Regions from separate parts of the Mus musculus genome. Here all the other regions are linked to region 1. Evidence: chromatin loops called from intact Hi-C (ENCODE). Cell type or tissue: left cerebral cortex. All regions are shown on one strand.

Region 1 (8,000 bases):
GACAGAGAAAGAGGGGGTGGAAGGAAGATGGAGCAGAACCACATGGCCTGGAGAAGCCACAGTAGCAAGGGATCTCATAGCTGGGGAATAGAGTAGTGTAGTGGTATATTTGCCCAATCTAGGTGTGCGGCTTATAAATATTGTAACTGAATTGTATGGTTTTTGCATACATAACCTTATTGGGGTTAGTGATTTACTTTAACAATTGACTGCCACAGACCCCACAAGCATCATGCAGACCATCACTGTGACTCACTTAGCCATACGATACAGACCGACCCATAGACTTCCAACCTGGCCAGAGAATTCCCATAAACAAAGCTGCCTCAAATATATCATCTCACACAGCCTTACAGCTTCACTAAACCTCCCAAAAAAACTTGAACAGCCTTCATGAAAGAAACACCAGGAGACCAAACCAAAGGGAGCACAGCAGGAGGGAGGAGGGAGGAGGGAGGAGGGAGGAGGGAGAAGGGAGGAGGGAGGAGGGAGGAGGGAGGAGGGGAAACTCCTTAAACAGGACTGTCTCTAGATGGAGAGTCTCCAGCCGGGCAGCCATCTGTCTTGATGGTGCCTGGCCCATGGTGCCAGCTGCTCCCACTCTGAGCTGTAGAACGACAGAATAAAGTACTCGAACCTCTGCAGAAACTCCTCTTTGGTGCAAACTGAACTGAAGGGGATAGAAGCTGTCCCAGCAGAACTGGTCAACAAGTCACCCAAGACCTCCAAGCAAGGAGTAGAAGCAGGCCAGATACAGAAATCAGAGGGAGCTCATGGCTCTGATATTTAACTGTGTGATTCTGAACACAGCAAATCCAATCAGATTTTCCACTGTTCCTATCAGGATGTTTTTAGCCACCACTCAGAGAAAATATGAGTCACACTGGCTTCAGTGGGGATGTAGGGGGTGGAATGAACATAACAGTTCCAGGAACCCGAGCCCAGGCTCAAGGGGCTCATTCCAAAGGTCTGAATACAGGTGTTACGTACTGATAGAGTTGAGGTGGGCGGGATCCACTAAGATTTCTTGACTCTTGTGGTTCAAGCCAAAACATTTTACCTGAGTCATGTGGTAAGATAAAATATAGTTTATTAACAAGGAAAAGGGTGCTTCAAGAATGAGCGAAAGCTAGCAAATTGGAAGAAAGGTGTACCCTCAAAAATAAAAAATGCTGCCCAAAGGGTCAATGGTCTTTAGCTGTCATTTATATAGTACATGAGCTCTCTGTTACACATAGCCCACATGGAGAAGGGTTTCCAGTCTTGTCAAACAGCTTCTTTCATGTTAGCCTGATGTCTGTCCATATCACCACTCTCCTGCCACACCTGGCAGGGCGGTCTGTTTTGTCTCTCTCTGATTTGCCCTTTAATGCTGGCACATCCACAGACTAGAATATGACTGAATCTTTAAAGAAGATGAAACTCTTTTTTTTTTCCCTCAAGTCGGGGGTTTCTCTGTGTAGCCCTGGCTGTCCTGGAACTCACTTTATAGACCAGGCTGGCCTCGAACTCAGAAATCCGCCTGCCTCTGCCTCCCGAGTGCTGGGATTAAAGGCATGCGCCACCACGCCTGGCTAAAAGATGAAACTCTTACAAGTGACTGTATGGATGAGCCTGGAAGGCACCATGCTACCAGAGATAAGCCAACCACAGGTCTCACTTAAAGGGACTAGCAAAGGCCATGAGAATCAGAGAAGCAAAAAGAACAGTGACTGTCAGTGGCTGAGGGAGGGAGGGGAATTATTCATCAGTAGATAGGGAGTTTTAAAAATTTGCTGTACAACACTTTACCTGTATCTATTGGGCACTTAAGACTGCGTTGGAAGGTTAGATTTTAAGTCAAGGATTCTTAGCATCATAAAGAACAGCCTTGGGTTTATTGCAGTAATGCCCCAAACATCTCAAACAAGCCAAAGTGTGTGGCACGCTGACTCACCTGCACCACACCCTCCATCCTCACTGTGTGCCAGGCAGGCTGGTCTTCCTGCATCTCTGGGGGCTGGGGGTGGGGGGATTTTTCCTGCCAGGATGATTCTGGTAATCTCAGAAAAAGGTATCTGCTGATGACATCTCCCGAGGACCTGGGGTCTACTTGCCTGGATATACCTGTACTTCTTCTCTGTGCTTGTCACGTATTCCCTTACACCACATCGGGAGGGAGAGCCACCTCTGGTCTCTGATCTCCACAGTTTCCACGCTGGCAGCCTTACCTGAGCATAATGCACCCTCCTGTGCAAACACTGACAATTTTCTCTGTGACTGTGACTTCTGCTTGTTTTACTGTAATGTTCAAAGGTCGGGTATTTTATAGCGTCTCTGAGGTTAGTCCACACAAGGCTGACAAATGTCAACTTTTGGTGGTTTTTTGTTTGTTTGTTTGTTTGTTTGTTTAACCTCAAAAAAAGCTATGGAACAGGTCTTCCGAAGTACAAGCGTTGACATCAATGTTGAATCTTGGAGATCAGCCTGACTGGACTGAGAAGGGCCTGTGAGATTTATGGACCTCACCTCTGGAGACATTGGTGGGAACTTCCCTGAGAGGATGAGATCCTGTGTAACTTGACTGTTTGCATCAATCCCTTGATGGATTTATAATGCAACTAGTGAGCTCACCGTGGGTGGGGTGGTGTCACCTATGGGCAGATGTCCTGGACAGTGTAAGAAAGCTGTCTAAACAAGCCACTAGGAACAAGCCTATGTGTCCATGGCTTCTGCTTCGGTTCCTACCTCTGGGTTCCTTCTGTGACTTGCTGCCCTGATTTACTTGATGATAGACTGTGATATGGAAGCCAAATAAACATTGTCCTTCCCAAGTTGCTATGGTCATGGTGTTTGTAACAGCAATAGACAACATGTCTAAGGTACCCTTAGTTCCAACTGCCACCAAATTGGTTTAATAGGTCAAGAAAAGTATTCATTTTCTTATTAGGTTTCATTTCTCTCAAGTTTGGTGAGAATTATCAGGTGCTCCTATCTTGAGAAAAGCCTAAACCCAGATCTGCCCAGCTTCATGCCTCTAACCTTCCCACTCACAGATAGCACAGAACTTCACAGAAAGGCAAGCTAAAGCCCAGATCCCAGACTCCAGCCACTGCTGAGGGACATCTCCACAGGACCAGCAACCATGGGTCACTTCTAGAGAGAAGGAGGCTTCCACAAAGCAGGGGGTGAATGGGGAGGTAGTTCTTACCTACCCTGAAGCACCCCACCGAGCTATACACCAACTCTAGAGGGATCACAGAAGGACCTCACATGGCCCCGTCAGAATGGCTACTTCCCTCTGAGCAAGAAGTCAAGCACAGATAGCTTGTGGCCTGGCCAAGGCCATTTTCTCCAGAGCCACTCTCTGTGGATGCATCACATGGGCAGAGTCAAATACAGATGTCACGGTACCCAGGGCCTAGGTACCAGTCTCTAGGGAGTAATTTGAAAATTGTTTCTCCAATAGGAGAAGAAAGAGAGAGTGTGTGTGCCATATCCGGAATACATATATTTTATAGAATGTTACAATGACCATGAGATACTTTTTAATTAGAAAATACAATTTAGTGTGGACCCTTCCATCACCAGAAAGAGGGAAGTTATTTCTCATCCTGTTTCCCCAAAACTGTCCTGCAGAGGGCGCCTAAGACCCAGCTCTGGCTGATTCCAAAGAGAAAGTTGTTTTCGGTCTCCATGTGCTGCAGCAGCACCAACCTTCTCTAGCCACAAGGGAGAATCTACCTGATAAGGAAGCAAGAGTCCAGTACTTTCTGAGACTAAGACAATCCACTTGCAATGGTCTTCTGCAACGTGACACCCAACCTCTCAGAAGCTAGCAAACTGCAAAGAAGTCCAGAGTCAGGTGGGTGCCTCTCTGGTACTGCGTATGCTACAGCGATGAGAGCCATGATGGCTAGAAAGGCCAAGGCTTGGGAATGAGCAAAGGGGAAGAAACTCACCAAATACAATTCAGACAACCATAAGATGGCTGGGGAGGGCTTTATCCAGCCATAGCCCCTTCCTTTCTCAGACTCCATACCAACCACTGCTCCCTGCCCAAAGCCAAGAAATCCTTGAGTATCTGCAGCTACAACTGTTTGCATGACACAAGTGTCCTACATACAAAAAGTACCCAGCCCTAGGCCTGGGCCTCCCCAAGACAAGGAGCAATGCCCTTCTGTCTTCCAAGAAATTCCAGCATTTCCTGCTCTAGCTGGAAGCTTTCTAATTGAGCTAGCCTGGATGGACAGCAGTGTTTCCTGGACTGCAGAGTCAGAAAAGAAAATGTCCCCGGGGCCTCTCTAGAAACAATCCAGCCTCGGTTTAGCTAAGCAGACTCACCTGGAGCTGGTTCCAGCCAGTAAAACATGCAGTGTTCTACCTGTCATTTGCACAGTGACAAAGTCATTTTAAAAGGATTTATTTTTAGGAGATGGTGGGAGTAGAGAGAGAGAAGAGGAGGGGACACTGGAATCGCTCCTTCTACCACAGCACTGGGATAGAAACACCTGTCCATAACTCCATAGTGAGGACATTCGGCTCTGGGATATGAAGGGACAGTGGTTCACCCCTAGGATTCATCTCCACTCCAGAGCTATAGGGTGGGCTCACAATCTTTCACAGCAGAGGAGATGCACAGAGCTAGGCTCAGCTGCTTGTTGTCCAAAAGAACCTGTCCAAACCCCCAAACAAGAAGAATGGATTGCGTTGTCAGACCTGCTGAAGATGGTGACAGTCGTCTCATCTACCTCATCTCCCCTCTCACCCTAAACTGAAGGAACAAATTTGATTTTATCAAATTGAATGGAAGTTATACAACCTCTCTTGAGCTCGAAAAATGTGGTCCTGAAACAGAAAACTTCCAAAGGAGCTTACAACATGTCCAGCAGTGGCTCAGGCTCCAAAAACCTCTTTGACAACAGTTCCTGGGTCTCAAATATGCCCTGTTGGAACAACTCGAAAGTCCCACACTCTGAGTGGGAGTAAGTGGTGAGGATTAACTAACTGTTAGAATCGCTTTATACAAACTTTGGTTGTCTCTGGGCCATGCATATAAGACCGCGAGTCATGCAGAACATGTCAGACGTTCCTGCAGCACACACATCACCTAGGGACACTGGATCATATTTAGGCTCAGGATCACTCACACCCAGACCTCCTCCCAACTCTTGGCTTCTGTCGTTCTTGGATACCATGTGTCCTCCACGAGTGTGTCGTTCTTGATTCCATGTCCCCAGAAGCAGCTGGAACAGGCAAGCCTAGGTCCACTCATATAGTGGGTCCAGGGACCTCACACAGCTAATTTTATAATTAAGTCAAGTGCCATTTTAGCTGCTCCTCAGTCATTTGGATTTCTTCCATCAAAGTTCCTGTCCAAATGCTGGGCTTCTTCTTAGTGGTCTGGTGGTTCTCAGTTTTAAAGTAATTTGTTGGTTATGCCATGAGAAGTTTCTCCCATCCTGGAGCCTGGTTTTTTGGATTCGTTCTCTGACACCTTTCTTACCTTCTTGATTTTAATGTAGCTGAATTCTTCCATCATTATTGTTTCTGTGGTTAGGGCTTCCTAGACCTTGTCTCAAAATCATCCTTTACCCTGAATATAAAAAACCTTGTATTCTCATCTATTTTTTTTTGTTTTCAATTTTTATTCCTTTTCTTGAACTTACTAATTTTGTTTATATTTTTATTTAAATGTTTTACTTTTCTTTAGAATTTCATACATGAGTACTGTAATGAGATTGTTTCTTCCCTACTTCTTATACCCCTAATTCCTCCCATGTTCCCTGAAACTAACTCTCAAGTTCATGGCCTTTTCTTTATTATTGTGACTTGCTGGGGATGTAACTCACTGGAACAGTGCTTACTAAGTATTATGATCACACACATGCTCATTCATGCACACACACACACACACACACACACAGAGAGAGAGAGAGAGAGAGAGAGAGAGAGAGAGAGAAAGAGAGAGAGAGAGAGAGAGAGAGAGAGAGAGAGAGAGAGAGAGACTACTAATTCCATTTAGTATTGCTGATATGTATGTGTTGAGGGTTAACCTCTTAGGATTGAATAACCAATCAGCAGGCTCTTGATTCCATGTCCCCAGAAACTGGCACTGAAACTGATTCTTTGTAGCCATTGATAGTGTCTGGCACTTCATTTAAGAGTGTAGCTTTGTGAGAGTGTTCCATCCATGATGGTATGTCAACATGGTGTTTAGTCAATTATATTGTTAAAAATCCACAAGTGTCACTTCCCTGTCATAGCTAGAAGTTACTATCTACAAGAGACTTCCTGGTCCTCCAGCTCTTAAAATCTTCCCACCCTTTCTTCCAAACTGTTCCCTGGGCCTTTGGTGTAGGGGTGCATTGTGGCTGTATCAATTGGAGATAAGCACCCCACATTTGATGCTGATGTATCAGTTGGGGATGAGCACCCACATTCAGTTGTGCATTTTGACCACTTATATATTTCTTGAATGTTCTGCTGCAGAAAGAAACCTCTTTGATGAGGGTTGGAAACTACACTCATCAGGCAAGACTGGTGCACAAGCTGCACATTTTGGAGTTAGGTCTGCAGATGTCTCATCTAAAATTCAAAAGGAATTAATCTCTCAGGAAAAAGTCAAGTTCCATTTTACTTTTTCTGATGCGACCCAGCTGCCGCCACACTTCCTCAGTGATTACCATGTCTTAACTCTTCACACTGCACACGTCTTCAGGACAAGCCACACTCCAACGTTTAAGAGACTCCTAGTTTTTTGTTTGTTTGTTTGTTTGTTTTATCTCCAGCAACATTTTTAAAAATTATCTTAGATTTGATTATTTAACATACATTTAAACATGGTCACCCCAGGATTTCCTAGGAATGGAGTCACTGAGTTAAAGTATGTGAATTTACCTTTTTCTAGATATCAAGATATTCAGATTAATCTTGGTGGCCAACTTGAAAATATCCAGAATCATCTTGAAAAGAGGACTCTGGATGTGTCTGCGGGATTTTCTAGGTTAGGTTATTGATGTGGAATGACCCTCTCCAAATGTGGGAGGCCTCATTCCATGGCCTGGGACCCCACAGTCCATAAAGAGAAGAGAGTGAGTGCCAATCAGCACTTGTTTCTGTCTTCTTCTCAGTTTCAGGCTCAATATGGCTAGCCACTTCCTTCCCCTGCCACCATGTCTTCCCAGTGATGAACTAACCCTCCAACCATGAAACAAACGAATCAAATGGGAACAAAAGCCCCTCCCTCCTGGTGATTGACAGGTATTTTTGTCACAGCAATTAGAGAAGAAACTAATACATTGGGTCTATGTCTTGCTTTATAAAAACTAGTTCCCCCTTGAAATTATTAAAAATTCCCCCAACTTTTCTTGTAGTACTTGTAAAATTCCATTATATTTTTAAGTCTTTGAGCCATCTGGACTTTATTTTGGGGGAAGGAGCTTGGGAGAGATCCAGCTATATATTTTCCAAATGTCTGGCCAGTTGTCCCCAAATCACTACTGAATAATATATCTTTCCCCACTGATTTAAAATGCCATCATTATCATGCACCAAATCCCCATATGCATTTGGATCTATTTCTGGGATTTCTATTCTTTCCTTCAATCTGTCTGTCTCCTCCTCTTGTTTGAATGTACCACAGCAAGGCACCAAAAGTCATGGAAGCTGCTCCCTGAACACACTTCATTGCTTGACTTTCTTTATGGTCTCATATTTGATTTTCAGCATGGACTTGAGTCCTCTCGATTTGAGGAGATTTTTGTTCACTCTGAATTGTGGTCACTGACATATGTGTATTCACTTGGAGGAATCCGATACCATCAGTAAGCCAGGCATTCCTACCTGGGATCTAGCCTTCTCATCACTGATAATGTTCCCTTTGCATAGAGAGAGATGGTGGAAGAGCTTTGGCTGGTTCCTGGGTACATTTTTTTCCCATTAGGGACCAGGACTTTCTACCTGTAGAACATCTTTTAGTATAAGTTCAGACCAGCCAGCTAGCATTAAGTCCTCTCAAT
Region 2 (8,000 bases), 550 kb after region 1:
ATTAGGGGCTACAGCTGCGGTTGTCTCCAAGGCTTCTGCACCTCTCATGTGCACAGAAGGAAGACAACACGCAACTGATTTGTAAAGGGCAAATCTCCTTTGCAAAAACGCATCAGATGATGGGTTGGTGGCTCCTCCTGACTCCTGCTAATACCCTGCAAAGCAAACTAAATGTAAGATTTATATGCATTTCATATTGTTATGAGTCTTTAAAGTGAAAATGAGTTTTACCTAATATCCTGTCAAAGCTGGGGAAAACAACCTTGTAATTTATTTTATTATACAAATCTGAAAGGCCAGCCTTTGTGTCTTTTTTTTTTTTTTACAGAGGTAGTCAGTGAATGGAGCAGGTTTTCATGGGTGTCTCACCTCACTATCAGGTCTGACCCACCCATACCACAGGCTCAGTTTTTCTAGAAGGTGAGCAGCTCATAGTACCTGTAAAAATATATATATATGTATATATTTTTAAATTTAACTTTCCTTATAATTTGTTTTTATATTGAGCTTAATGGTAATCTAGTAATACATGTGTGTTGAGCACAAACGCCTTTCCAGACTCTGAGCCTAATCTTCCCTGCATGGTCAAGGTTCTCCAGGACATCAGAACCAAGAAGAGAGGAAAGAAGATTTTCTAGGGCTCTGTCTTACCTGAGTATGGCGGCTGAGAAGCCCCACAACAAGCTGTCTACAAGCTGCAGAAGCAGGAAAGCTGGTATCATGGCTCCATCTGGGTCTGAAGGCCTTGGATCCAATGAAGCAGCTGATGCAATTCTTAGCCCAGGCAAAAGCTCAAGAGCTTCTGGCTTCCAGAGTTGAGATTCTCAACCTGGAGTTCTGAGGCCCAAGTCAGGGGACCCTGGATTCTCAATACAATCAATAGAGAGGAAGACAGCTTGAACTCCAAGAATCAGGGAAAGGTAGGTGGGGGTGGAGACGGGCCATGGCTGAATTACTCCACAGCTACCTTCTTTAGCCAGATCTGAGCTCATGAACTCTGGTTCAGGTTCGACTCAGTTGTGTGTTATCAGTACTGAAAAGAATGGATTTGCTCTTCAGATTTTGCAGTTGAGGCACAAGTTATGCAGAATAAATAGCCCAGTACTTAGTGCTAAGTTTTTCCTACACACAGGCCAGAGAAGGGATGCTCTATATGAAGATTCAGGGAATCTCAGAATCCAGGAGCTCCTTCTCTGTCTTCGAGCCTTCAGATGGACCCCTTCCACACACGCTGTGGGCTGTTTTGTGATTGTTGTGCTGTATTCGTTTTCTAAGGTGGTCTTATGTAGCTTGATTGGCCTCAGACTCTGTTCTGCATTAGCTAGGACTGACCATGGATTTTTTTTTATCTTCATCTCCTCAGCAGTGGGATTATGAATGTGTGCCACTATGCCTAGCCATAAGACTCTGAGTTACACCTGAGAAGCACTGCACCTGAGCAGATCGAGAAACCAGCCCGCCCCAGTGAAGCCAGCAGAGGACTATGGTGTCTCTGTCTCTGCCATTTGACATGTGCTGGTGTGCACAGAGCTCTTGCACGGTTTCAGGTTCACAGGCCACCACGACTTTGCAAACTCACTGAGAGCTTGTGACCTACCTTTATCTCCCTGTCGCTGAGCTGTCTGAGTAGAGCTTGGGTGTGGTGTTTGTGGCCCTAGTGTTGACTAGTCTCATTGTCTTTGCTCCTGGCCTGTTCCTAGACAATCATTCAGAAAGCGAGAATGTCCTACAGACCACTCAATCGAAAGCAAGCGTTTATGCAGCACTCCAACTGTTCTGGGTGCTGTGTTTGGCCATGCAAAGAGAGCCCAGGCTTGTTATTACGGGAGTGTGCTGTCTGCTGAGGAGATCAGTATCCACACAGAAGTCACAGGGCAAGCAAACATGCTTTCTTGTGGTTTTGCCCTAATAAGTTAAACTTATTGGCTGAACAGTTAGATGGACAGATAGCAAGTAAAAATAACATTGTGCTTTTAATACAAACCTTCTGAGTGGAGGTTACAGCTGAGTATTCCATTTGATGCTCTGTAAGTGAAGAACTGGGAGGGTGGCTAGCCTATGGTGCTGCCCACATTTTTGCTGAGAATTCCCCTTTACTCTACCAGAGGACCCCTGGCTGATTGTTTTGACCGGTCTCCCTCCCCACAGGAGTCACATTCTGCAGTGTTTGTCTCCACACAGTGGAGTTTCTTTTGGGGTAAGCATGGTTAAGGAAGAGTAAGAGAAAACCAGAAGAGGGAGCTAAAAAAGCAAAACTCAGAATCCACAATCCAATTACTTTTCTTCTTCCTCCTCCTCCTCCTCCTCCTCCTCCTCCTCCTCCTCTTCCTCCTCTCCCTCCCCCTTCCTTCCTCCCCCTCCCCTCCTTTCCTCCTCCCCTCCTTCTCTTCCCCTCCCCTTCCTCTACCTCCCTTCCCTCCTCCCCTTCCCCTTCCTGCACCTTCCTTCCCTCCTCCCCTCCCTGTCCTTCCCCTCCTTCCCCTCTTCCTCCCCTTCCTTCTCCTCCTCCTCCCCCTTTCCCCTCCTCCTCCTCTTCTCCTACGCTATCTATAGGTGTCAAGGAGTTTATCAGAAAGACAATTTGTTTCGACATTTAAGAGAAAGTGTGCATGATAGCCATTGATCTATCTGAGTTTGTCTGATTTTATCATGCATTTCTTTTTTTTTAAAAGATTTATTTATTATTATTCATTAGTACACTGTAGCTGTCTTCAGATGCACCAGAAGAGGGCGTCAGATCTCATTACAGATGGTTGTGAGCCACCGTGTGGTTGCTGGGATTTGAACTCGGGACCTTCGGAAGAGCAGTCAGTGCTCTTAACCGCTGAGCCATCTCGCCAGCCCCCTTATCATGCATTTCTCATCCAGGGCTTATGGGTGACTTTACAATGGCCTCAGGATCCTCATAGTTTCATCAAGTTTAGAGCCCATGGGTACCATGAGACATCTGAGTGTCCCTAAGCATGAACAAAGTGCTTCTTGAAGAGTGCTTGGGGAGCTGTGACAGCAGCAGTGGACTCCTGCTTTTTCCAAAGGATGCATCTTGTTTTTCTGGTGTAAATGCCCTTCTGATGCTGAGGATTCTTTAAGTGGCTCCCCCAACAAGCCAAGTGAGCAGATAGCCTTTGCCACAGTGTAGCGATCATCTCCTGCTGGTTGATGTTTTCTTCTTCAAAGAATATTGATTTGAATTTGGAATAGTGAGTTTGAAGATGCTAAGTTCCCTCTCTTAGCATCTCCAGGACAGATGAGAACACCAGGGCTAGTGGGGGTGGCCCTGAGAGCCACAGATATTGCCCACTCTGTTTTTCTATTGGGAGAAAAAGATCTTGTTTTAGTCATGATTTATTTAATTACAAAAGTGTGTGAAACATCAAAGGTGTGTGAATTAGTTTGGAGCAAACCTTCAATTTCAGGATATAATCAGAGTTCAGTAAGTGAAATTAAAAAGCTCTGAGGCCAACGTTGCCTTAGTTTTGTTGTCTTATTCTCTTTGAATAAGAAAATATTCAGGGCTGGGAGCCAATGGGAGCGCTTGTCTGGAGTTCATGATGCCTTTGGTTCCTTCTTTGATGCTGCAAGACAGGAGAGGAAATAATACCTTCATTTTCTTACATTTCTTGTCATGAAGTGCTCCTTTAAAAGTAATGTTTTAATTAAATTCTTAATGAAATGAAATGAAATGAAATGTAAAAATGGAGTCTTGTGAGCCGGCAGCCGGGACAGACTGGAACATGAGGTGAGAGGGAGGTTTTGGGATGCTGTGCAGGATGTGAGCCTCACTCATTTTCCTTTTTAGCGGAGAAGAACTTACTGAGAATCGATGGGGTTGGAGTGGACGCACTGGACTCCACTCCAGGTGCGTCACCCCAACCCCAACCCCAACCTCTGGTTCTGGCAAACAATACCTCTCATTCCCAGCCACATTGTTCCTAGCTTAAAATGTATGGGTAGATGCCTCGTGCCCCAGTCCAGGAAGTGCCGCAAACACTCATGTTCCCACCCCTGGATCGAAGGTACTCATGCTGGACTCCCTGTGCAGTAGCACTCTTGTGTACCTGGGTAGCGCCTATAAATATGAATGTTCTTGTGCACCATATATTCACAATCAGGACTGTGTAGCTGTGCCCTGCCCTTTACCTATGCAGCTGCCTCTATGCAATGCCCTGCGGTGGTGTGTGAAATCTTTCCATCTGGGCTCTCTCCTGGGTGCTTCCTGAGGCTATAGTGTTCTGGCCAGGGGAGCACTGCCCCTCAGTGGACAATGTCTGCCTCGCACTATCTTCTGATTGGGCAGGGGATTCCCAGTGTAGAGGTGAAACAAGAGGCCTTGAAGAGTGGGCCATGGGGAGGGGCACCAAAGGTACTGCCTGCCTGACAACAGGGCTAAAGGAACATTTGAGCTGAGAGGCCAGGACCTGTGTGAGCAATATTGTTAGAACCCGTCTTCCTCCCAGCAACAGAACAGCATGATATGTGTGAAACCAGGCACGAGGGACAGGGGTTTGAGCTGTCTCTTGTAAATTCCAGGCAACGTTTCCTGGGAAAGATGCCCACCAAATGTGAAAGAGGGCAATGCAGAGACTCAGCTTCATTGAAAGTTAGCTCTATATCTTGGAGCTATAACATCCTAGAGAAGATGCTCCACTCTCCCCCTATCCCCCAGAGACAGTGCTACACCAAGAACAGTAATCACACACGTCAGTGATCATTCACAGATTCTAAGTAGCTGTGATAGTCTTAAACATAGCAGATCAAAATAGTTGAGACTGACACATACCCTAATAAGTCAAGTTCTCAGGATAGGGAAGCTGTCATTCATCTATGACTATTTGGACACATGTGTATGTAGGTGATGTGATACATGCTTTTGTGTGTATGGTAATGTGTGCATGAATACATATATGTGTAGCTAGTATGGTGATATGTCTGAATGTAGTGGGGCATGTGTATATTTGTGCAGTTGATGTGTGTGTGTAGTATGGTGTGTGTGCAGTTGGTGTGGTGCATATGTATCTGCATATGTGTCTGTGACTTATGTTATATGTAGCTGGCATGGTGGGTGTGTTTGTGTGGCTGGTGTAGAATGTATGTATGTGTTTGCAGCTGGTGTGATATATGTGTCTGTGTGTGACATGCTATGTGTATAAACATGTAGCTGGTATCATGTGTCTGGTGAGATGCATGTATTATATATTCATGTATATATGCTGTGGTATGTGTAGCTGGCAGCTTTTTTATGTGTGTGTGTGTATGCATGTGCTATGATGTGTGTGTTTTGTGGTATGCCTCTGTGTGTTGTGGTAACTGGCAGCTTTTGTGTGTGTAGCTATGCATGTGCTGTGATGTGTGTGTTGTGATGTATATGTTTGTATGCTGTGTTGTGCCTGTGTGTGTTGTGATAAGTGTAGCTGGCAGCTTGTATGTGTGTATTTATGCATGTGCTGTGATGTATGTGTTGTGGTGTGTGTCTGTATGCTGTGGTGTATGTGTGTATGTTGTGATATGTGTGTCTATATGCTGTGGTGTGTGTATTGTGGTGGTGTGTCTGTATGTTGTGGTGTGCCTGTGTGTTGTGGTGTATATGTTTGTATGTATGTGCTGTGCTGTGTATGTTGTGGTTGTGTAGTGGAGTTGCATGTGTCTACTCACCTCATGGTCACTATTTCTCAGCACTTTCAAGCCTGCCATCTTTGTGTCAGAGAAAAATAACTTCACAAGGGAGCAGATGGCATGCAGGGAAGCCTGGTCTCTTTGCAAGAATGTCATTGCCCCCAGGACTTTAGGGATTTTCAGACATTTGCATGGGTTCAAGGACAGTAAACACTACATAACTGAAAGTCAATAAAATATTGCTTAGCTCACTAAACAGACCAGGGGAAGCAAGATGTTAAATGCCATCCCTCTCTCCCTCTTCCTTTTCCTCTTCTTTCTTCTTTCTCCTTCCCCCATCCTTCCTCTTCTTCCCTTTTCCCTTTCACCCCTCCTGTTTTTTTCTTCTGCCGCTAAGTCAAGCTTCTTTTAGGATGACCTGCTGCACAGCTGTCATCTCAAATTAGTGTTTAAAAATAAAATGAAATTAAAATAATTACTTGGGTACTTCAGACAAAATATACTCTTGCATATTGTGTATATTTTGTGCATGTCATATGTGTGTTCTAGTATATGAGTGTAGACATATATGTGGAGGTCACAGAACAACTTCAGGTGTCTATCACCTTGTTTGAAACAGAGTCCCTTGTTAGCTGCTGCATGCCCCGGGCTAATTGTGAAAACTATCCACATGTCTATTGACAGATGAGTGGATAAATAAATGGTATAAATACACATGGGAATACTAACCAGAATTTTAGAAGTAGGAAATACTGTCATTTGTCACAATATGATAGATCCAGAGGATTTATGCTAAGGGGAATAAATCAGAAAGATAAGTATGATCTCACTCAGGTAGAATCTAACTCACTGTTCTGGGGACAAAAGCTGATGACTTTTGGCAATTTCACAGAGAAAGTAAAAAAAAAAAGAAAGTCAAGCACACTCGCGTGTGCACACGCACACACACACACACACACACACACACTGGCTGAGCCTGAGCACCTGTTTCATCAATTTCACAAGTGCACATGCATGCTTATATACATACACATACCTACATAAGTATGTATTCACATACTTATATGCAGAAAGACAATATATAGGCATACTGTACATACATACAGACACACATATATAATATACACATATGTTTATATGTATACACACACAGATACACACACACACACACACACACACACACACACACACACACACACACACGGTGGATGGAGCAGGAGCAGAGGCCCAACAGCCACCCTTTATTTCTTCTCAGTCTTTATACCTTCTTAGACAAAGTTCTTTATAAAATTACCTCATAGATAAAATGTTTCACAAAAGGGGGGGGGTTACAAAAGGATATTGATAGTAAGTTCAAAGCAGTGTTTCACATTATAAAGCCACAGTTTCACATGGCCTTGCTTTATCATAGTGCACACCTCATTCTTGGACCTGACCTAGAATGAATGTTTTTCCTTGATCACAAATCTGTCCCAAGCCTGTTTCTCTTCTTAGTGCAGTTTATGAAAGCTCATTGTGTTCCTTATTATGCAACCTTCACTTTGTATTTTATGAGGAGGGTCACATTCTATTCTTGATTCTAACTTTATTTCATCTTTCTGGAAAAACAACTAAAACCATCTCCTTAGAATCAAATCAGGGATTCTATAATGTTATTAATTCCTCTAAACAGCACTAATTTATGAAAGTTTGTCTTCATGTCGATCCATAGAAAATTTTCCCAATAGGGTGGGCTGATGCCCATGAATCATTAGGCCATGTAATAATGGCAGGAAGGGCAGGCATATCAGCAGTGAGAAGCAGTCCTGGGATGAAGTCTCTGGGGCTGTACCTTTCCAGAGTGCACCCATCTCAGCCATGTAAACCATTGGGCTATCTCCAGGAAATTCACTTGCTTGCCATAACCTTCCCTAGATAGCTTCTGTCACATACATAACATACATTTGTACACATACAAGTATAGATATAAACATAAATGTCCACAAACATAAATACACACATGTATACACAAACATACATATATCAACATACAAATGTACATATGTATACAGATATATACCCACAAATATGTATTTTTAGACATATAAATATATACATACATACATACACACATAAATATACGATATACACACATACATATACATATGCATTAATATACAGATGTACATAGACACATAAACAGATACTTGTACATGCATAAATATACAGTTGTGCACACAACTATAGACATACACATGTATACACAAAACATGTACACACATAAATGTAAACATTGATACACGTGTACACAAATAAATATATACACATAAACATATACATGTACACATACTTAAATATATCAACATGCACACTCATCCACATTTACACAAGCACATAAACCCTAACAA
Region 3 (8,000 bases), 340 kb after region 1:
TTATGAGAAAGGGCTGCTCTGTTAATATTCCGTACGTGCTTACTGGGGTTTAGTTACTGTTTTTCTGATCATGTTTTTCTGAACTCAACCTTCCTTGGATCATTACTTTCGTTGTTACATGAAAGTAATCCATGCATAAAAGTACACTGAAACTGAAGTAAGATGGTCTGCAGCATCCGGCTGTAGTCTGTCCATTCTTTCAGGCCCTTTATCCCAGGTCCAGCTGACATGATGGGTTGAAAGTTAACAATATGCTACCTGAGGCTATCACCGGTCTACCTACTAGATTGTCAGTTACACCTACCTGGAAAGAATATAAATGTGAAGATAGGATGACTTTTTATATTTCATCAAAAAGGTATGATTAAGTTCCTGTTTGTCATGGAAATTAAAAAGGATGATTTGATAAACTGTTAACAAAATACAAAAGACCACACACAGTGCATTGTAAAATTATAGGCACACAAACCAATCTACACACTAGATTTATAGCTTTACTTCATATCTGTAAAATACTCATATTTGATCTAAGTCCCATCTTTAAAATTAAAATGAGAATAATACAACTAAAGCCTCAACATACAGGCTGATAAGTACTTATATGGGAAATTTAAATTTAGTGTAGTTTAAACAACAACCCGGGAATTTACTGATTATTTTTAGAAACCTCAGGAACTATGTTCTAAGTTACTGGAACACTTACATTTGGCAATGCAATCTAATTGGCACAGCCTGTACTAGCTGGGCATAACCAGGTGTGAATGCAGAGAAGAAACTCAGCAGCACCTCCATCTCATCCTCAGAGTGCTAGGAAGTACTCAGATTAAAATGATTGTTTATACCAAGTGACTCAAGTCTCATACATCATTCTGAAAGTATCAAAAAAGCCAACTGTTTACTCTTTCTTTTCAAGACACTACCATGCATTCTTTTATTTACTTTGTTCTTAAATTATAGATATTATATGTTGGCTAAAGCTACATTCTCCTAAACTTTCACAAAAACAACAACAACAACAACAACAACAAAACACTGGGAAGAAAGTTATCCCTCTAAAGGTGTACACAATAAGAGAACATATCCAAAGAAACTGGATTGTTTTGGTTCTTAGTAATCCACACAATGAGTAAAAAAAATAACAACTTTCACCAAGCTAAGCAACAATGTACACAAGAGGTTGATGTTTCTATGCCATATGCCTACAGCCATAACATCAGTATACACTGGCAGTAGTAAAAACAGAAAAGAATCACACTTTATTCTACCAAGTTCTGAGTTTTCAAATGAAAATAAAAGTGCAGCATTGTCCCTATCCTCATGTCCACCTTAAATTTTCATTTTGCTAAATAAAATGAAAAAACTGTGGGTGAATTTATCTAACGGTGGAAATTGAAAGTTGGTACCATACTAGCTCATATCTTCTCATGTTTCTACTCCACAATGAGTCACAGTCATCAATGTACATTACAGTCTTTGGCATGTACATCACTTTCAAGACAACCTATCAAATCAACATCCAGAAACCCCAGGAACTAGATAAGCATGTTAGCACATATCTGTAGTCCCACCACTGTAGCTGAGGAAACCTTGTCTCCAAACAACCAACCCAAACAAACAAAACTCTGCACGGGGTTGTTAATGTAGTTCAGTGGTAGACCACTTTACTATTGCTATGGAAGCCTTAGGTCTGACCCTAATACTAAAAAACAAAAAACAATTAGAAACAAAAATAAAAACAAGAAAACTGACCAATTATCTTTTTATTCCATTAAAATTTTGGCTCATTATGGCAGCAACTGTATTTTATTTCCTTTGTGAAAACATTTGCACTTTGCAAACAGTGTTTTAAAAGCTAGTTTATATCAGTTGCTCAATAATTAAGTATTTTTGGAAGTCAGCACCACCCTGCTCCTGAAGACTTCAGTCTTACTTATGTTGTTTATTGGTCATTTAACTACTAGTTTTTAACCAGCTTTCTGGCAGCATTTAATTTAGTGTGGCAGAAACACAAGACACCACTACTGCATTCTACAGTATACCACTGTTTCTTGTTTGTTCTCACCTTAGCTACTCTAACTTCCTGTTTTTTTATATTCCTTTACTGCTAGCTAAATGGTATCTCATATCAGTTACTTTCATTTTCCAAAACACTCCTGTCCTATACATTCACTATGTATCTGCAGGTCTTTTAAGTTTCAAAAGTGCTTCACCATTACAGTTCTAACTTCAGTTGTTAACTGTCATCACGAAGCGCTACCTATTATGTTCCTCTTGGTTTAGGGAACTCTTCCTCTTTAATTCTTGTTTTTTGATACTTGTTCCACATAGTCCATGCCATATTTCACAGGTGTTTCCTAGCTGGAAAGGAGGAACATTCTCCAAGTTCTTTCTCCATTTAAATTCCTTCTTTCTACCTTTCAAAACTTACCACTACCTACTTCCACAGACATTTACATCAAGCCTAACATTGTGCAACATTTATCTTAAAATATGCACTATTTCCTTCTATCTGAAACTATGACACTAACTCTTTGCTAAGAAAGACAGTGAAGAGAAAAAGATGATAATGCCTTCTCCAATAGGTTCAAATACTCAATAAGTAAAAAGCAATTTTAGGAAAAAATAATCAATACCATAACTTATCATTACTGTTAACACTTTCAAAATCTCCCTCTATATATGTTAGATCCTGGATATTAAATGATCATATCAAAGTGCCTAGTCTTCCCTCTGGTATTTTAAACAATGAAACAAACATTTCAATTCTTCTAACATAAGCTTTTCAGGAACACTTCAATCGTGTTAGACACAACTAAGAAATGAATGAGTCTTCCTGATTTTTTTAATTAACTTCTCCCCATATTGGCTGTCACTACTTTTTAAATCAGAAAGGAGAATCTGGACGGTTCCAGGCCTGCAGCGCCATGCTTGCAAAAGGTTTACAGAATCGCTCTGGACAACTGAGATCTCATCGCCCACCAAGTGTGCTTCTGGGCGGTAGTCACTGCCAGCATGAGAGGAGGAAGAGGCCCAGCAACTAACAATGACCAGTTCTGCCAAGTTAGGAAGTATTCACTACCTGCGCACTTTGCTAGCGATGGGCGAGGAGGACTGAAAGCCAGGAAGAGGACTGAGAGCGGACACTCTCGGAGCAGATAATGACCAGGACACCTCGCCCAGGATGAGGGTGGGGACAGCAATAAGGACACCTGACTTAGGTGGGGGAGGCGGTGCGCTGACACAAGTGAGACTCGGACGCAGACCGTCGCTCAGAGCCGGGGTGGGCCACAGTGGCCAGAACTCCCGAGGAAAGCAGGTGGGCAGAGTGCTGACAGCAGACAGCAGTTTACAGCAGGAGAGGCAGACAGCAGTAAGGTCGCACACCTGACTCGGTCCGGGATCCTGGTTGTGCGGATCCCGGATCGGACGGAGATTCGGAACAAGCGGTGGCTGACACTTCACTCGGGCTGGGGCTTGAGTTCCCCACCCGTCACTGAGAAGGGGAGAAGGGTGGTGCGGACCTGACTCCGCTCAGGTCTGGGGGGGCAACACTCACCCAGGCGGGCAGGTCGCAGGCGCGCACTCCCAGGCGCACAGCTTGCTCCTCGTCCTCCAACAGCGCCAGCGCGCGGCACAGGCGGCTGGCCTTGAGGCCGCGGCTCCGGCGGCACCAGGCGAGCAGCCCGAGCGCCAGCAGCACCCAACTGAAGCTCAGCCCCAGGTAGCCCAGGGCGTACACCGGCAGCAGCAGCGCGAAGCTGCGCGCCAGCTGCCCCAGCAGCCCCGGCAAGTCCACACTCAGAGCGCTGCCCGGGGCCTCGGGCTCGGAGCGGCCCCCAGCCCGGCCAGGACCGGCCTCCGGCCCCTCGCCCCCCGCGCTACTCATCTCCAGCCGCGCTGAGCACTCCTCCCTGCCGAGGCGGGCGCGGCTCTCCCACGGACCGCAGGTCGCTCTAGCCCGCGCGCCAGCGCCCCACTGAGGGGGACCGCGGGCTCCACCGCTCCACTCCTCAAACGGGCGGGACTTGCCGTCATCACAGTGCGCAGGGCCCTCCCCCACCGAGGCCTCTCCCAGAGAGGGGCTTGCTCGGGCTGAGTGCGTGGTTTGGTGACGCAATCAGCATGCGCCCGACTCTTCCTCACTGGGATCCACTGTTCAGAGACAGCCGACCCTGAAAGAATCTAGGGCGGGGCGACGTGTCAGTCGCCAACCGGATCCCGCTCCCTCGTCCGCGCCCTCAGGAAAGATCCCCCGGCGGCGAATGGTCTGTGCCTGGTGTCATCGCGCGGTCGGACCCGCCTCTGCGCTGGGGTTGCTGTGCTGCTACTCTCCGGTCGTTACACCAAGAAGGGGCTGCAGGCGAAGCCATCACGCCAGGCAGGCCCCGCCCCTAACCTGTGAGGGCGGTTCGGTCTGCGCCCTCGGAGGGTGGGCGCCGCGCCAGGGGGACACACCCGGACTTGGCTCGCAGGGACGGCCGGAGAGGGAGGTGTGGCTTCCGCGGGTGTTGGAAGGGAGCAATGGCCCTGACTAGTGGGAAGGCTAGCGGGCTGAGTCCTTTCCAGCTTAGCGGAGAGCTCGGCGTTCGTCAGCCAACCTCTTGCCTGTCCTAGCTCCCTGGCGGAGAACTTGAACTTGCAGGTTCCTAGGGTGAGAGGATGGCTCCTGGGCCTGCCTCTGTGGAATGAGAACTTTGCGCCTGCTGCAGTAAAATTTACCTTGAGGCCTTACTGTGTGGTGGCGCCTCTGGGTCTAGTACTCCTTCAGGTCTGACTTCCCAAACAAAATGGCCCCAGTGAGCTTAGGAAAGCACAGTTGTCATGAAGATTTAAAAAAAAAAAAAAAAAAAAAAAAGGCAGCCAGGGTCCACCACCCCCTACCCCCGTCAAGGCCAAACTCTTAGGGGACATCTGAGGGGACATATGTGAAGCTTGCAAAAAAGAAAAAGGAAAAAAGGGAAGTAAGGAAAGGGAAGAGAAGAGAAAAAAAGACATCTGCTTTAAAGTTTGCTAAAGAGGAGCTGGAGAGATGGCCCAGCACCTGAGAACCCAATTCCTGAGTCAATTCCCAAAATCCACATCTGGCTGTTCACATGCACCTGTATCTAAAGCTCCATGGGATCTAATACCTCTGGTCTTCACAATCGCCTGTACACACACACACACACACACACACACACACAGAGGCATAATTTTTAAGAAAATTTTCCAGGAGGATAATTCCACGACTATGATTGTGGAATGTTGCAGATTCAGAGCCAAGTTATCCTGGGTCATACTTTGTTCCATTAGTAGCCATTCATTGCCCATCTCTTGTGTCTGATTTTATGCCACAATCCTTGTGATTCAAATATTAACCCACCACTACCTTGCACCAACACAAAGCTACCAGTGTCATCAGTATCTGAAACCTACAGAAAACAAAGTTCCCACTTTTCTGCAACCTGATGTTTTTGATTCACCAATGTATTTGAAAAAATAAATGCCTTGGTTTATGTAGTAAGTTCTGAATGAACAAATAAATGCAAATAAATAAATAAATGCAAAGTCACCTGTGGAAGATTTTCCCGTGAGTATGTGTGAATATGTATTACAGCATTTCAGAGACATGCCATGTTTGAAAGAGAGCAGTAGTCTGCTCGACAAAGGGCAATAAACCAAGCAAAGTGTCATAGAGTGCTATTGCTGTGGGGAGACTCCATGACCATGGCAACTTATAAAAGGAAACATTTAATTGGGGCTGGCCTACAGTTTCAGAGATTGAGTACATTATCATCATGGTAGGAAGCTCGGTGGCATGCAGGCAAATATGGCACTGTAGAAGCAGCTGTGAGATCCACATCCAGATCTGCCCACAGCAGGAAGAGAGAAGCCCTGGGCTCCTAATGGGTTTTTTGAAACCTCAATATCCACCCCCAGTGACACACTTCCTCCAGCAAGGCCAACCTCCCAGTCTTTCAAATAGTGCCCTTCCCTGGTGACCCAGGATTCAAATCTCTGATCCTACAGCGGGCATTCTTATTCAAACCACCTCACAAGAAGGGTATGTCCTTTTTTTCTTTCACTTTATTTTGTGTACTTCCACATGAAATTACATCATATAAACCATAAAAAAGCAAAAGAGCAAATGGCAACCCATTTTTCCCACATCAGAAGTTAACGCTCTGAATGCTGCTAAGTTCTAATAATGTCTAAATAAGGGATCCCAGGATGGAGAGATGTCTCAGTGATTAAGAGTGCTTGCTGACCTTCCAGAGGAACAGAGTTTGGTTCCCAGCAGCCACATTAGACAGCATACAAGAGGAATCCTAAGGAACACCCCTCCTTCTAAACCAGAACCCTGAAACAGGATCAAAGCTAGGAAGTCTAATGACGCTCACCTCTCACACACCCTGGAGCCCAGAGGCTACAAAAATAGACAAGCTGACTTATCTCCTGACTCACAGTTTTGGAAAACTGTCCAAAAAAACAGTTTCTGGGACAGGAGAAGCCATGCTCTTACCCCTCCCTACTCTTGATTGCAAAACCCCTCCCAGACTGAACTGTGCATTCTCTTACACCCTGGCCACTAGGTCTTGAGATCCAAACTCTCAGAGCAATAAAAGTCTGCTCTTGCCATTGAGGCTCCAGTCCATAGTTGTCTTAGGGTTTTACAGCTGTGAACAGACACTATGACCAAGGCAAGCCTTATAAAGAACAACATTCAATTGGTTCAGAGGTTCAATCCAGTATCATCACGGCAGGAATAAGGCAGCATCTAGGCAGGCATGGTGCAGGAGGAGCTGAGAGTTCTACATCTTCCATCTGAAGGATGTTAGCAGAATACTGTCCTCCAGGCAGCTAGAATGAGGGTCTTAAAGCCCACACCCACAGTGACACACCTACTCCACCAAAGCCATACCTCCAAATAGTGCACTCCCTGGACCAAGCATTTTCAAACCATGACACTATACATTAATTTAGGTGATGGAAAGACTAGTTTCTTATGCTTGTGTGGCAGCTGAGGTCTCTGTTTTGTTGCTGGTTGTCACCTTTATGTTCTTCCATGTTGCCACCTCCACAAGTCTTCTACAGTGTTGTGTTTTCCCCCTTATTTTTCAGGTATCTTTCTGACCTTTTAACATGTTAACTTCTTTTAAAGGCAGGCCCATGCAAAGATATTATTTTCTCTCATTCTCCAACCATTCAGTTAACGTGTGTGTGTGTGTGTGTGTGTGTGTGTGTGTGTGTGTGTGTGTGTGTGTGTGTGTGAACTCACAAACTTAAAACCCATGATGAGCCGGGTGTGGTGGCACACACCTTTAATCCCAGCACTCAGGAGGGAGAGGCAGGCTGATTTCTGAGTTCGAGGCCAGCCTGGTCTACAGAGTGAGTTCCAGGACAGCCAGGGCTATACAGAGAAACCCTGTCTTGAAAAACCAAAAAAAAAAAAAAAAAAAGATGATTCTCCTGCTGCAATGTCTAAAGTGCTGCTCATCATATTCACCTACTCTGCCTACACTCATGGGAAGGGAAGCAAAAAGAAGATGGTGAAGAGAGTAGCGCTTCACCTACTAGCCTCTTCATTGGTACAGAAAAAAAGAAGAGTGTCAGCTGGCTTACTGAAACTAAGAAAGTGTTTAATCATGGTTTACTATCAATGAAAAATGACATAAATTTATAAAGAGAGCCACAATTTTGGCATCTCCAATTTTCTTCTTCCCTAACTGTCGTAATTCCAATAATAACATAAAATAACAATAATGTAATGATATTCATATCATTTATTTTGTGTCTTGTTTGTGCCAGGAATTATACTTTATACTTTACATAATGTACTGGGAATGATGGTTACAAGCTTAAAGTGTGGGACCATGGTACTTACAAAGTGAAAACATGTAAAAAGAGTTAGTGAACAGAATGTTCTTCAGAGATAGAGATGCAACAGGCAAATTTTCAGAGAATTGATCTTGAAAAGGGATGGGATTTTTTTTTTTGTAACAGATGAAGGAAGTTACTTG

What was found. Peaks named below come from ENCODE experiments on the same cell type or tissue, not always from the same donor. Only the 100,000 strongest peaks of a DNase experiment are listed, where the experiment ranks them.
Region 2: a loop joins it to region 1, with 12 times the contacts of the local background. A loop is called at or near these places in 11 of 42 quality-filtered maps.
Region 3: it touches region 1 in a loop (4-fold over the local background); 5 of 42 quality-filtered maps call a loop at or near these places.

What each region holds. Positions count from the first base shown.
Region 1 is chr12:116,615,767-116,623,766 of GRCm38, reverse strand. The region is part of intron 2 of Ptprn2 (protein tyrosine phosphatase, receptor type, N polypeptide 2); the gene reads right to left. Among named protein-coding and RNA genes, the nearest start is that of Ptprn2, 130 kb to the right of the region's middle. In left cerebral cortex, a CTCF peak has its summit at 3,613 (motif pointing right); DNase peaks (open chromatin) are centred at 4,322, 4,951, 6,534, 7,517 and 3 more places; H3K27ac peaks cover 3,710 bases.
Region 2 is chr12:116,067,445-116,075,444 of GRCm38, reverse strand. Gm46383 (a long non-coding RNA gene) reads left to right here. Exons shown (of 3, transcript XR_001780734.2): 3 at 1-293. Among named protein-coding and RNA genes, the nearest start is that of Vipr2, 6.3 kb to the left of the region's middle. In left cerebral cortex, a CTCF peak has its summit at 4,264; a DNase peak (open chromatin) is centred at 4,237.
Region 3 is chr12:116,277,229-116,285,228 of GRCm38, reverse strand. It overlaps Esyt2 (extended synaptotagmin-like protein 2), which reads right to left and starts at 4,007. Exons shown (of 22, transcript NM_028731.5): 1 at 3,557-4,007. The coding sequence starts at 3,886. In left cerebral cortex, CTCF peaks have their summits at 3,958 and 4,629; DNase peaks (open chromatin) are centred at 3,027, 3,256 and 4,100; H3K4me3 peaks cover 3,062 bases; H3K27ac peaks cover 2,014 bases.